2 separate regions of the Mus musculus genome follow, and region 2 is linked to region 1. Evidence: chromatin loops called from intact Hi-C (ENCODE). Cell type or tissue: gastrocnemius. All regions are shown on one strand. Links, peaks and the distances in the headings refer to the core of each region. The heading gives the core; the rest is flanking DNA.

Evidence for each region. A loop is a pair of places that touch in the nucleus more often than their neighbours do. Peaks named below come from ENCODE experiments on the same cell type or tissue, not always from the same donor. Only the 100,000 strongest peaks of a DNase experiment are listed, where the experiment ranks them.
Region 2: a loop joins it to region 1, with 6 times the contacts of the local background. A loop is called at or near these places in 11 of 42 quality-filtered maps.

The regions. Positions count from the first base shown.
Region 1 is chr4:12,021,442-12,028,572 of GRCm38, forward strand. No RefSeq gene overlaps it. Among named protein-coding and RNA genes, the nearest start is that of Gm46844, 11 kb to the left of the region's middle. In gastrocnemius, for the core only: a CTCF peak has its summit at 2,439 (motif pointing left); a DNase peak (open chromatin) is centred at 2,406; H3K27ac peaks cover 2,046 bases.
Region 2 is chr4:11,961,506-11,968,636 of GRCm38, forward strand. It overlaps Pdp1 (pyruvate dehyrogenase phosphatase catalytic subunit 1), which reads right to left and starts at 4,945. Exons shown (of 3, transcript NM_001098230.1): 1 at 4,797-4,945; 2 at 4,109-4,143; 3 at 1-728. The coding sequence starts at 4,139. It overlaps 1700123M08Rik (RIKEN cDNA 1700123M08 gene), which reads left to right and starts at 5,069. Exons shown (of 5, transcript NR_040577.1): 1 at 5,069-5,178. In gastrocnemius, for the core only: no CTCF peak of the experiment used is centred there; DNase peaks (open chromatin) are centred at 3,527 and 4,302; H3K4me3 peaks cover 2,233 bases; H3K27ac peaks cover 2,220 bases.

The DNA of each region.
Region 1 (7,131 bases), core at 1,489-3,988:
TGCACTTCCTCTCCCATTACACAGCCAGGTTCAGATAAACGGGAAGAGCAGATAGCGATGACTCTGTGTGAGTTTTCTTCAGAATGTGAAAGCATCTTATCATCTCACCCATGAAAGACTTTTTTCTTACCCTTTTCCATTGTATGCCATTTCTATAAACTTGAATGTTATCAACATCTTTTATTCATTTCACTTCATTTATATATTCTCAGAATTAATGCTCTGCATCTTACCGAAGTTGTTCGTTAATATTAATCTCCTACTTTTGTGTATTAGTTCCCTGAACAAAATCTTTTCTGATGTTCTCTGTCTGTGTTTGTATTTAAGTCAGTGTGTCTGTGAGTGTGTGAATGTGTTTGTGTGTGTGTGATAGTGTTGTGCCACCTATTACAAAGCATATATTACAAAATAGTGATTAAGTTGAAGACACATAAGACTATAAGATAAACCTCATTTTCTGTTTGATTCTACTACCATGGCTCTCATGGAATACATTTCCCTTAATAACTAGACCTTAAGTATTTTTGGCTATAAAATAATAAAGATACTTAAGTGATCGTGTCTCTTTTTACTTGTGAATATCTGTGGCCTGTGGTTCTAAGACTGAATTTAAGACCTTGGTGTCTCCTAGTCTATGATGATCTCAGAATTAGTCTAAAGGATTTTAAAATGTTATTATTATTTTACTAAGAGAAATATACACTTTGAAATTATTCATTATTAAAATATACAAGATCAAACCACTTCTCACTTCCCTATTACTTAAAGACATATACTTTAGGGAAATATACATTATTACCTCAGTGAGATACTACAGTCTACTAGACAAGTTATTCTTGATGGTGAGGGACACTACTGGACATTATTGTTTGGGATGTCATTTGGTACAAACTTTACAGAAAGCTATTTGGTAGTATGTGTCATCTGACTTAAAATACATCTTTTTTTTCCAACTATGGAATAAAGTTTATTATAACAATAAAGAATGTATACTATACAACATAAAATGTAATACATTAAGTGAAAAAATGGTTTGTAATTAGTATATGGTAAATTGGAAAAACCCAAAGAAATTCTTTGTAATAAGCTTTTCTGCACTATGAGTAAATGGGACCAGGGAGGAAGCACTCAAACAGAATGAGCTGGATCCTGCGAAGAGCTTCTTCAAGGCTCAAGTCCGAAATCTAAAAGTATCACTTTGGGTGTCTCTGCTGGCTAATGTGTGGTGGCATGCTCAGTACCTATTTGAAGAATTCTCATTTCTGCTCAAACCAGAAGATTGAAACAAATTCTGTCAAAAGCTGTAAGTACTGTGGAAAAATAGTTTTCAGTTTAATAATTGGAAAAGAGAAGGAGAAATAGAAGCTAAGTGTAGTTCTGAGGATTCAAGTCTCCAGTTACTGAGAAAATCACAGGCTGGAAGATAGCTTGGCCAATCCATATGCTGCCTCAGCCATTATCCTCTTCAGCAGTTGGCTCTGTAGAATACGACGACATTTAATAATACTGGATAAGGAGGTTGTTCTGCTTAAAAATATATCTTTTAAAATGCATATGCCTTTTCAATTCGTATATAATTGATATAAGTATAAAGTTTTAGCTAAATGGTCATTCTCAGACTTTATTAAAGGAAATAAACTCATCAAATGCTTGTGGATTGGAGACTGGGAAGATGGCTCAGTTGATAAAGTGCTTGGGAGGCAAGCATAAGGACTGAGCTCAGACGCTGAGCATGCACATAAGAAGCCAATGTGGCATCGTGTGACTGTAATCCCAGCCCCGAGGAGACAAGGCCCATGGGGCTTGTAAACCTGCCTGGGATTGCTCAGTGAGTTCCCAGACTGTCATAAAAACATGGTGGGAAGTGACTGAGGAAGACACTAGCCTCCACACATAGGTACATATGTGCATGCTAATACCATACAATATTCATGCAAGTGCATGCTTGCGTGCGCGCGCACACACACACACACACACACACACACACACACACACACACACAGAGAGAGAGAGAGAGAGAGAGAGAAAGAGAGAGAGGGAGAGAGAGTGTGTGTGTTAGTTTATGAATTAAACAAATTAGCATTTCTTAAATAAAGGGCAACACATATCACATATTTGGGGTTACTGCTCTCTAAATAGGGTGTGCCTTGGTACACAATAGAGGAGATATGCAAACACTTATGGGGGAAGGGTCATTTTAGGAAGAACCACTTTCCTGCTTCCTTTCCCCAGCTCCATTATAGGACAAACCAGAATTAATGGGAAATCTCATAATTTGAGCCACAGGTCTGAAGAGGAACTTGGAAGGAGAGAAAATGAGGGAGATAACAAGGGATAAAAAGGCAGAAGTTGAGAAAGGAGGCCGGGGAGAGGGGCTTCTAGATGCATCAGAGTAGGCCTTTCCAGGAGCCCAAGGAGACTCTCTTGTGCCACCTTCTGAGAACAACGTGTAAATGCACCATAGAGATCTTATTCTCATGGACTGTACTGCTCTTTTAAATGGTTAGTATACAGTAAGAGTTTCCTAATGATGTTCTGCTATATTAATAGGTTGGTGCCCGGTGCATTTGGCATCAGAGAGGTTTCATCTAGCAGCGGATGGAAACAGATGCAGAGACCCACAGACAAACAGTAAGAGGAGCTTGGAGAATCCTGTAGAAGCCAGGCAGGAAGGATTGTAGGAGCCAGAGGGGCTAAGGACACCACAAGAAAACCTACAGAATCAACTAACCTGGGTCCATAGGAGCTCACAGAGGCTGAACTGACAATCATGGAGCCTGCACGAGACTGACCTAGGCCCTCTGCATATATATGTTAGAGCTGTGTAGCTCGGTCTTCATGTGCTACTCCTTCTTTTCTGACTCTTTTGCCTGTCTTTGGGAACCTTTTCCTTAGTCTGGTTGCCTCAATCGCCTTAATACGAGAGGAGGTGTCTTGTTTTACTGCAACTTGATATGCCATGTTTGGTTGATATCCGTGGGAGGCCTCCCTTTTCTGAAGAGAAATGAAAGGTTGGGGGAAAAGGGAGATGGGAGGGGAGGGACTAGGAGGAAAGGAAGGAGGGGAAACTGTGGTTGGGATGTAAACAAATAATTAAAGAGTTTAGAGTAGCAAACAAGGAAAAGATACAGCATTGAAAGATAGTTTGAGAAAATGTTTAATATTTTCATGAAGAGATATTTATGCACTGTGTGTATATATTTGAATGAGAGATGCAGGAAACAGAAAAAGGGCATAGTAACCTTTTACTATAAAAACCAACACACACACACACACACACACACACACACACACACACACACACACCCATCCACAGACAGGCAAGCTGTGGACTGAAACTCTTTAAGAAAGTGATAGAGCCGGGTGTGGTGGCGCATGCCTTTAATCCCAGCACTTGGGAGGCAGAGTCAGGCGGATTTCTGAGTTCGAGGCCAGCCTGGTCTACAAAGTGAGTTCCAGGACAGCCAGCGCTACACAGAGAAACCCTGTCTCGAGAAAAAAAAGAAAGAAAGAAAGAAAGAAAGAAAGAAAGAAAGAAAGAAAGAAAGAAAGAAAGAAAGAAAGAAAGGTGATAGACTTCTAGGCACTGGATTTACATATTATACAGTAGCACATAGACAAAACCCCTCTCATACACTCCTTATCCCCATAGGAAAATATGTGGCATAAAAATCTATCAAAATCAGTTAATTGGGTAATATCAAATTAATCTTATATAAAGCCTTACTGCATACGGTTCTCATGCTAGAGATGTAATAGTGTGAGCAGCCTAAGCAGGCATCGCCTGTGCCCTGACAAAGGTGTCAGCCCTGCCGAGGGGCAGATGGAGCAGGTTCAGGCTGACATGGTGATAAATGTTGTGACCATGTAGTAAAGAAGCTATGGTGATGGAGAAACCATGGCCTGGTTCCCAGAGTGATGGCAGCCTCTGGGGGAAACCCGAGTTCACAGATAGAAGACAGGTCAAGCAGTTGAAGCTAGAGAGTTCCCCCAAAAAGACCATGATAGTTTGGAAGCTTCCAGAAGGAAGGTCAGCTGGGGAAACAGACAGCACACTGCTGGGTGATGTCGATTCTGTGCCTGCAGTGTCTAGAGTTTGTGTGAATGGAAGTGAGGAGAGGGAAGGATGGAGTAGTGTAGCTGCCTGAGGCCACACGAACTGGGTTCCTGAGTGGGAGGCCAGAGCTGTAAGAGAGAGACCGGCGAGAGAAGAGACAAGGCCAAGACAGATGCTGATCAAAGCCCAATGTTTACTAAAATTCTGTGCTTATAAAGGGGGAAGCCCATCTCCCGATGATCCATTCTGGATGCCTGACGCCAGCCTGTAAGCCATTTGTCTGACAGCACTAAGTTGGCAGAAGGTGTCAATCACTGGGTTGCCTGCTGTCTCAGGAATTTCTCAGGAAGGCAGGTTCAGCCTCTCAGCAGGTAGCAGGGTCTTGGAGATGAACAGTGCTGATGACAGAACAATAGAACCACCTAGGTCAGAAGGCTCCACCCCAGGTGGTTTCATTCACAGTGGCAGCAAGGTCTGAACCAGCCTGCTCAAGGCTGGGGGAGGCTACAAGGTAGTATTTGGACTTGACCTTGAATCACCTCTCAGAGGTCATCACCAACGGTTCAAGGGTTCAGTAAATGGGTTAATCTTTCTGCCTACTCTGTAGGAAGAAATCGTTATTTATTCACTTAAAAAGGGGTAGGGGGCTGGAGAGATGGCCCAGTGGTTAAGAGCACTGACTACTCTTCCAGAGGTCCTGAGTTCAATTCACAGCAACCACATGGTGGCTCACAACCATCTGTAATAGGATCTGATGCCCTCTTGTGGTGGGTCTGAAGGCAGTCTATTCACATTAAATAAAGAAATAAAAAAATAAATAAATACAGAGAGAGAGAGAGAGAGAGAGAGCAAGAGAGAGAGAGAGAGAGAGTAAAATCTTTACAATTAAAAAAAAAAAACCACCAACAAATTAAAAAAAAAAAGCCCTAATAACTAGGGTCTTGCTGTGCTGCTCAGTCTGGTCTTTAAGTCCCAGACCTACATAGGCTTCATTCTTATGGGAAAATATGTAACATAAAAATATAAAAAATGTCTCTATATAAACTGATTTGTTTAAAATCAATCTCTGAAGGATATTCAATTATGTAAAATATGCTTTTTCCTTAGTATTTTAAAAAGCAAGACATATGTATCACATAATTCCATTATGCAAAAGAGTATAAATAAGGCATATGTTATGCATAATATAAAGAAAACTGTTTGGGGAGTATGTTAAGCCAAAATGTAATTGTGGGTATCTAAAGAGATGGTATTTTTTGTACATTTCTGTATTTCCTAAAACTTCTACAAAGAATAAATATTATTACTTCTGAAGAAGTCACCAGACTTGGTGCTGTAACTTAGATCAAATTCCAGACTCTTCTAGATTTGTTTTTTTCTCTCCTGATGATCCAAATGATAGTTTCTTTCTTTTGACAATACAACATAATTTTCCTTATTCCCAGATAAACCTTACTTGTGCAACCAATGTATGTACGTATGTTTGCATATATAATCATTCTATTTGCATACAACTTAGACATCTAAGCCTGTGGTTCTCAACCTGTGGTTCTCAACTTTTGGGGTCATGATATCAGATATCCAGCATGTCAGATATTTACATTAACATTCATAACAGTAACAAAATTGCAGTTACAAAGTAGCAATGAAATAATTTTATGTTTGGAGATCATCACAACAGGAGGAACTATATTAAAAGTCATAATATTAAGAAGGTTGCGAATCAATGCTGAGTCCAAGCCATGTTTAGAAGAATTGTGAGCCACACAGGCTGCATTTGTTGAGTAGAGTAAACAGCTTACAGTAGATCAGTCCTGAGGGAACTTGCCAGTGACCTAGGGCCTTCTACAGCACTGTTTTTCAGAGTCGCTAATAAGAGAGGTAAGCAACCACTGTGTGGGCCCAATAACCCTGTTGATTTAGAATTTTGCTCCCTCTTTGTAGAACTTAACAGTATCTTAATAGGAGAGTGAAGACTAATCTTTGAATACTAATAATGTTAATCTTACAGGCTTTGCAAAGGAATGCCTGAACCTGGACAGTAGGAGAGCTGAGGCTGGATTTCTGTTTGAGGCATAGCTGGAGGGAACGTTTGATGATCTATGCAAAAGAAATTCTGGAAGGAAATGATTCTACAGAGAGGGAAGGAGGTAAAGCAGAGAGAGTGGGGGTTTTAACGGCAAGAGGAGGGATGCTATGTCCACACAGTGCCATCAGCCCTTTCCTACAAGGATTCATTCTTCTCTCACACATCTGGACCAGAGTTTCCCTTCCCTCCACTCTTCCTGCCCCCCCCCATCTGCTTCTCTCCCCCAGACCCACACTTCCTCTGTTTCCCTTCAGAAAAGACCAGGCCTCCCAGCGATATGAACTGAAAATGGCATATCAAGTCAAGACTAGGCACATACACCCTCATAGCAAAGTGAGATAAGGAGGAGGAAAAATGTCCCAAGTGTGGGCAAAAAAGTCAGAGACACCTCCACTCCCATTGTTAGCAGTCCCATAAGAATACCAAGCTACAGAACCATAATGTATATATGTAGAGGACCTAGCCCAGACCCATGTAGAGTCTGTGATTGTTGCTTCATTCTCTGTGAGGCCCTGTGAGCAGGCTTAGTTGATTCTATGGACCATGTTCTCCTGGTATCCTCCACCCATCTGGCTCCAACAAACCTTGCCCCTCTCCCACTTCTACAGGGTTTCCTGAGGTCTGCCTAATGTTTGGTTAAGGGTCTTTGCATCAATTGCTGAATAAAGCCTTTCTATGAACATTGGGCTAAGCACTGATCTAGAGTCTGACACAGTATCATTACTTTCCCTACAAGTTAAACCCTTCACCTCAACCTTCATCAATATACAATCTAGGGAACAACACTGTGTTTTCATCAGCGGCAACTTTGAGATAGGTCCTTTAGCTTCCATTTCCATGTAGGTTATTCTCCTTTGGCAACTTTCACAAAGAATTAGGAAGGTTTTGACTTGCTGGCACGCTGTGGTACTTTTTTGACATGCTCACTTTTAAGGCTAGAGTTTAGATTAAGAGTTTGAAGTGATTCTATGAAGACAGGACTTCT
Region 2 (7,131 bases), core at 2,023-4,522, 59 kb before region 1:
AGCTGATTCTCCAGTATTGAGGTCTATGAGTTCTTGCCAGTAAGTCCTCAAGCTGTTGAAATACAATTTGGACGCCTCCTTACTGAAGTAATCATTGGGGTGCTTGTGCCACTGAAGGATAGGTAGCAGTGCCCGACCACTCTCCACTGCATTTTCAATCTCTAGCAAAGTCTCATGGGGCAACAAGGAAACAGCAATATAATAGAAGAGTCTTTCACTGACTGCCTGGGAACAAGCACAGCCTGCATGACCATCAAAAACCCCCAAGAGCATCCCTCTGGTCTGCAAGCAGGTTGCTGCACTTCTCCGGTCCTCTATGGGTGCATTTGCAGGCAGCTGATTGCTGTCAAATCCAAGAATGGAACTGACATTTTTGCCATCAAATTCTGGTACTTTGAAGCTGTATTCATTAGCTTTAAGGATGCTGTTGACTTGTGGAGGTGTGAGGTAAAATTTCTGCGGTGTAGAAGCGTATCTCCTTCCTTGAGTATACTGCCACCAGTTCTCCCGTGGCCTACAAAAGGTAGCATATGCAGGATGGGGTGTGTACCTCAGACGATTCTGAGGAATGTATGGTGGTGAACAGCAGAGATGTTTGTGGTGGCAGTAACATGCAGTGCCATAGATTCTGCTCAGTTCACAGTTACGGACGAGAGGAAAAAACAGTTGAGTTGGTGCTGGCATGGCATCAGAGAACAGTGGCAGACTGGACGTTCTGACTGGGATTCCTAGAGAGCAAATTAAGACAGACACACACACAAAGAAAAGTTATACTCTGTATTATCTGACAAGCTGTGCTTTATAGAAAACATTTCCTAAGGCAATTTACATAAAATCCCTATGCTAGGTTAATTTCTACAGGGTGTTTTATGGTAATTAAAATGTTCAACCATTCATGAAGTCAGGAATGAACTACAGTTAAATTTCTGTTTTCTCTTTCTTTTGTATTTCTATGTGCAGTACAAACTGTTCAGCATACACATCTATCTGGCTGGAGAACACAGATCAGGAAGTTATGTAACACTGTGCCGCAGCAGTCTACCTGCCCAATCACCATTCTCCCTCTCTATGCTTTTTCAAAGGGGCCTTAGATCTCCCATTTGCACAGTTACTTCTACTATTTATGAAGATCTGTTCCTTGACCTGTGGTCAATTGTTGACCTTTGATTACACATGGTATCACCAGAAGCACTGATAAATCCTCAACAAAGCCATGTTTATATCTTACTGGTAAATTATATAAATATACCACTGTGTTAATGCAAAGTTTATTTTAACTTCTAGAGAACATTTTCCACATAGTAAAACTGAAACAGAAATTCCCGCATTTCTGAACCTCAGTGGATGGATGTTCTTGTAAAGCTTCCTTCTCTATACCACTGTGCCAGCTTAGCAAGTTAAAGAAGGAGAGGTCTGCTCTTCGCCAAATGATCCTGGGAAAACACATTTCACCTCTCTGGGACCTTCCCCACTAAACTTAAGTGAATACATGCAAGCAGACTAACTCTAATGCCTCTTTAGAATTCATGCTTTTAATGTTTGAGATACTGAGGCTTTGAAATCAAATATAGGGTTTACTGATTCACTGCTGAATTTTGCTGCGCCATTTGTGATTGAAAAAAAAATCAAGTATTCTTGTAGCTATAAACCTGATTTTTGGAAACAAATGATTCCTGTTTCAGATGTTAACTAACCTGCTATTATTTCCCATGTTTAAATGTCATAATGCAAGCTACCGAAATATTATTTTATCTACTAGAGATCTCTATTCATTCCTTGGGAAATGTTTTCTCTTTTGGTTAAAAATAGATACCTACTTGTTATAGGAAAACAACAAAGAACCATAAATTAAGCGTGAGGTCTAGATTATAACAGAATAGCATTATAAGTATCCTTAAAACAGTATTTTACAATAGGCATTTATCTAGAAAATTTAGATGAGCATGTATCTCTATTGCAAATAATGTATACAAGAAAAAAAGAATCTTCAGTAACACATTTTCTCTGAATTCCTAAGATATTGTCTCATGCATTCATTTAAATTACAAGAAACACTTTAGAACTGTTTTAAATAAACAAAAAAGGAAAATGAAACAAATCTTCTTATCAACTATTTTTTTTTCAAAAGCAGAATCTACTAAGGATAGAATTTTAAGTATCTCAGTGTTAGTTTTATATTAAACAATTTTCTCGTACTTTTTGGTAGGCCATTCAGGAAGTAAAAAGAAAAAATGAGGGAAGAGAAAAAATCAAACACTGGAAATTGACAGATTTGTGTCTGCTTTTGTAGAGAGCACCAAATATACAAGTTGGACAGAATGTCTTTCGTATGTAGTAAAGTATTAGACTACCCAAGAAGAGATTTGTTTCTAAAGACAAAAGTACAAAATAGCAAGAACTAGAAATTTTGGAATTAGAGTCTATAAATAAGGCTTCTGAAATGAAAAAAAAATTCTAACAACAAAAAATTTACCAGGACTAACCACCTAAATAACAGTTCAAACTGAATACCTGAATGTCATCCAAAGGTTAAGGGTACATGTCTGAGCCAGGAGATGTGTACAAATATGCCAATCACACTAGCTTGTGGGTATAAACCCATACCTTTTTCATGCATGTATGCACAAAAAGCTGTTTTTATGCTGCAAATGTTATCATTAGAAACTAAAATGTAAGTGCAATTTTAATGGAAGTACATTTTTTTCAGACATCTGTAAGTTTGTATTACTTTAAAAACAATGTGAGAGTGGGGGTGATGGCAAAGGTCCAACCATTTAAAAACATCTACTCAAGGCATAAGAAGCCTAGGACCCTTTCCCTTTCCTTAAGTTCCCGTGTTTTGATAGATTTTCTGCTTTTAAAGTCGATTAAAAATGAGTGAAATCTGGTGACAAAGAGCTTCATGCAGCAGGTGCTCTGAATATTTAAATTCAAACACTACATCTTTTTTCTTCACAGCAAAAGTATTTGAGATTAAACGTCAAAATAACAGAGTACGCATGAGTTTTTTCAATTATTTTCTTTTCAGTTATTCAGAGCTTAGCATATGATTGCATTCCAATTCTTCATCTCTTAACATGCTTTCAAAAGGCATATTCTTAGGGAAGCTGAGTTCATGGAAACCTGCTCTATAACTAATAAGCATTCTACCAGGTCAGTACCAATTATATAGTATTTCCATCCGACCAGAGACAGCTACAAGTCAATACACTATTAAATGCTTCTGACATGATGTATAAGGAAGATGAAAATTCTTAATATCCTTCTAAACACCCTGTAATTCAACAAAAAAAAAAACAACACTCTGTGCTGATAAACTTGCTAAATTAACAAAATAGAAGCCTCCTGATTAGGCAATAAGAATTTCAAAGTAGCTGTTGGTTAACTTGAGCAATCTCACTTTCTTTTTATTTATTTATTTTTTAAAGTTCATACACCATCATGGCCCACACTTGGCAACATTGTACGTATCAGTCTTGGGCAGATTTGGCTGATGTTGCCAATGAGTAATAAAAAGGTGCGCGCGCCGGAACCAGAAACAGAAAGAGCCCCATCCATTCTTTGTGGTGTGCTGGGCAAAGCCTGTGTCAAGATTTTATTCCACTTAATCAATAAACCCATGGACCAAATCGATTAGAAAAATGCTACTGGTGCGCCTACTCTGGAGCTTCTCGGTCTTGCAAAGATTCTAACGCAAATGAAAATAAATACTACACTTTTCATTACACGTATCAGAACCTCCGTTTATGTAATCTGATTGCATTAAACGCCCTGCATTAAGATTTGTAATTTTTCAGCATTTTCTGGAAACGCCTAGCCATTTCACAGCTCAAGTTCAGTGTCTACAAGAATGAAGAAAAGCCATTATCCTTAAAACACAAAGAACCAAACCAGCACTTGTTTGGTCAGTTTCGTGTGTCCCAGAATATCACACTTAAGCTATCAAAAAATAAAAATAAAAATAAAATCTGGTCCAGAGCGCCTTTGTCTCCTTTTCCTTATCTCACCCTTTAATTCCATGAGGACCCCTAGAGCCATCCATTCATACACAAAATCAGTCACCATCCTTCCCTGGGTACCCAACACAGGTAGTTATGTGAATACCTACCAATTCGTCTGGGCCCGGGACACACACACATTCTCCTGTCATCACAACACGGAGCCGACAACATCCACAACCCGCGCGGACAGCAGCAGCGACAGCAGCAGCGGCCCATTGAAAGCAAAGCAGAGATGCTCATTAGAGGAGGCGGCGGCGGGGAGGCGGGAGCGGAGGAGGGGCGAGGTCTCGCAGCAGCCCAGTGAATGGGCTGGGAGGGGAGGAGAGAATGGAGGGGGGAGAAAGGGGAGGGGAGAAGAAGAAACCAAACAAACCCACCCGGCAGGCGAGGCGGCATCACAGCCCCCGGCGGGCAACTCCAGGAGCCCGGACAGGCGCACCGCCGCCGCTCCATGCAGCCAGCGCACCGAGCCCACAAGCACTCAGCATCTTCAGGCCCGCCCGGCCCCACGCCGCGCCCGCTTCCGCAGAGCTCCAGGCACAGCCCGCCGTGGGCAGCCGGCTCCGCCACGCGGGGCCAAGCGTGTCAGCGGGGAGCCGAGGCAGACACGCCCGGGCCACAGCGGGCGCCCCGCGCGCTGACAGCCGGGTGCCGCCCGGGACCCGCGGCAGCTCCTCGCGACCGAGGCTCCGCGCGCACCCGGCCCTCCACCCGCGGCCGCTCCCCACGCGCGCCCTCCACTTCACCGCCCTGACGCCCCCTCACGACTCGGCAGCGGTGGACGAGGATACCAACCGGGCACAGTCGAGCACCCGCTGCGGTCTGCCCCGGGTGGCGGCCGCACCCCTCCGTGCGCGTCCTTCCCTCACTCAGCACCACGCAGCACCCCGGCGCGCTGCAGCTCGGCCCAGGCCAGCCCACTCCGCGCCCCTGCCTCGCCCGGCCTCCACCCTGCCCCGCCCCCACAGGCGCTCTTGAGCTCTTCGCCTTCTGATTGGCTGCGCAATGGCGGGTGGGCGGGACCCGGAGGGCCAGAGGGGCGGGGGGCGGAAGAGGGCGCGCTCCCCGCCAGTTTTGTGACGTCACGGAGGTCAGACAATCCCTTCCATTTGGCGCGGCTAGCCTATTGGTTCCACGCGTGCGCGCGCCCCGTGACCACGCCCTGTTGCTGGTGAAGGTGGGTTTGCGCGTGCCGCGAGGTGGACAGCCTTGGTTGGGTTGCGTTTGGACTCCCAGATGGGGAAGCGCCTGGGCGGGATCCAGCATCCCTGAGCGCGTGGCGCTTTGGTAGCCAGTTGCTTCCTGGCGGGCGGGCTTTCGCGAATGCCTGGCACTTCTGCTGGGCCCCGCGTGCTGCTCTGGGCTGGCCTGAGAGCCAAGCCTCCTCTGCACTGGGCTGCCCCAGGTAGACCGCGGGAACAACACAATTGAGGCGTGGCAGAGCGTCTCGGCGGTGTCTCGCTTCATTCATTCAAGATCAAGTTGCTGATTTTAGGGTTATTAGGTCGGATTGATAGTCAATTATTTTTATGTCTCCGGGCTAGGAAGCTGTAAACAAAAGCAAAAGGAAGTTTGATGAAGGAATTCTTATCTTTGTAGATAAGAATAACACGAGTGCTCTTGTTCTTGGAAGGACTTTGAAATCAGCATTCCCTCCTTGGTCCCTGACTCATTCAGAGTTATGAATTTTAAAATGCAGCCAGTGAAAGTGGGAAGAGCACTGAACTTGGAGTCAGAAGAGCCTTTCAAGTTATTCCCAGTGACAAAAATCCATCTTCCTCCCATGAGACTCAGTTTGCCTATCTGTGGGGTGAGGTTAGGCTTAAGATGTGCTAAACAACACACTAAGGGTTCTTGCTGCCATCTGCGGTTGTCTCTTTATGGGACAGTGCCTTCTTCACTTACCTACATCCACATAGATGCCATCTTCATGACATGAAACTTTCTTGGGAGAAGCTATGCTTCTGCCCAGTGTTAATGAGTTTACGTTGATTTATTCTACACCTTATTAACTAATAAAGTTTACAAAGTAATTTGGACTAGATAGATGAACTCCCAAGTTTACTGTGAAATTTTATTAATCCTGAAGTATTTAAATTTTTATGTAATAAAGGAAAAACCTTATATAACCAAACCTGCAATTCATAATTCCCCAAATCTTTCAAGCTGCCTCTATTTCTAAACTGGAGAATTTGCTCATCCCCAGAAGAGGCTTACGGGCAGAGATGATTGGTGAGGGGGAAAATATAGGTACCTTTCCCCAACCAAGAACAAACAAGCCAAGATCCCCATCAGTCCCCTGCCTTCCCCTCTTGGAGAAGAGATACATTTATCCTCTCCTAACAACAATCAAGATTAGCCATTTCTACTTAGAGACAGTCCCAATATATCTGATGCAAGGGTTTAGTTTGGTGTGTACACAGTAAGGCAAGAGTGTATCCTCAGCGTTTTAGGGAGAATGCCATATTCCCGGACTTTGCCTATGCATAGTTGACTGTGTGTCTAATTAATGTCAGGTGCACTACAGACAGGAACCTGCACAGATGAAAACAGTGAATGCAGGCCCTAATCTACCAGGAAAAAGAAAAGCTCTCATATTACAACCCTTATCAACCAAATTTTCTTGAACTCTCGGAAAGGAAATCCCGAACAATAATTTCATCCCTCAGTACTCTTCGTGTAGCCTACTGTCAACCTATATCTTTTTCTAGTCTGTTATTGCTTCATTTCAATTAAGTTATTGTGTGATTTTTTTGCAAATCTGCGTGAGGCCTTATTTTCAGTTCTCTGGATTAAGAGACCAAGAACCTAGAAACGCCTGACTGCTGACTTCTTTACATAAGAATTGTAAATAATGAGATTCCAAAATTCATGCCTCAACAGCAGATGACCTTGAAGGCTATCACAGTAGTCAAACTTGCTCATAACACAGTGCTATCCGCGTCGCATAAAGTTCTCTTTTCAAACTGATTTTTGTATCTGCATGAGAATTTCCAACTTATTTTACTATGTTCAACCTTTTAGTTTTCTACCTGGATAGTATTGATTTCCCCATCTTATTCTGGCTTTTGGATGACCTGTCTATATTTGAAAATAATGCTGATTCTCAGAAAGAAAAAAAAAAGTAACT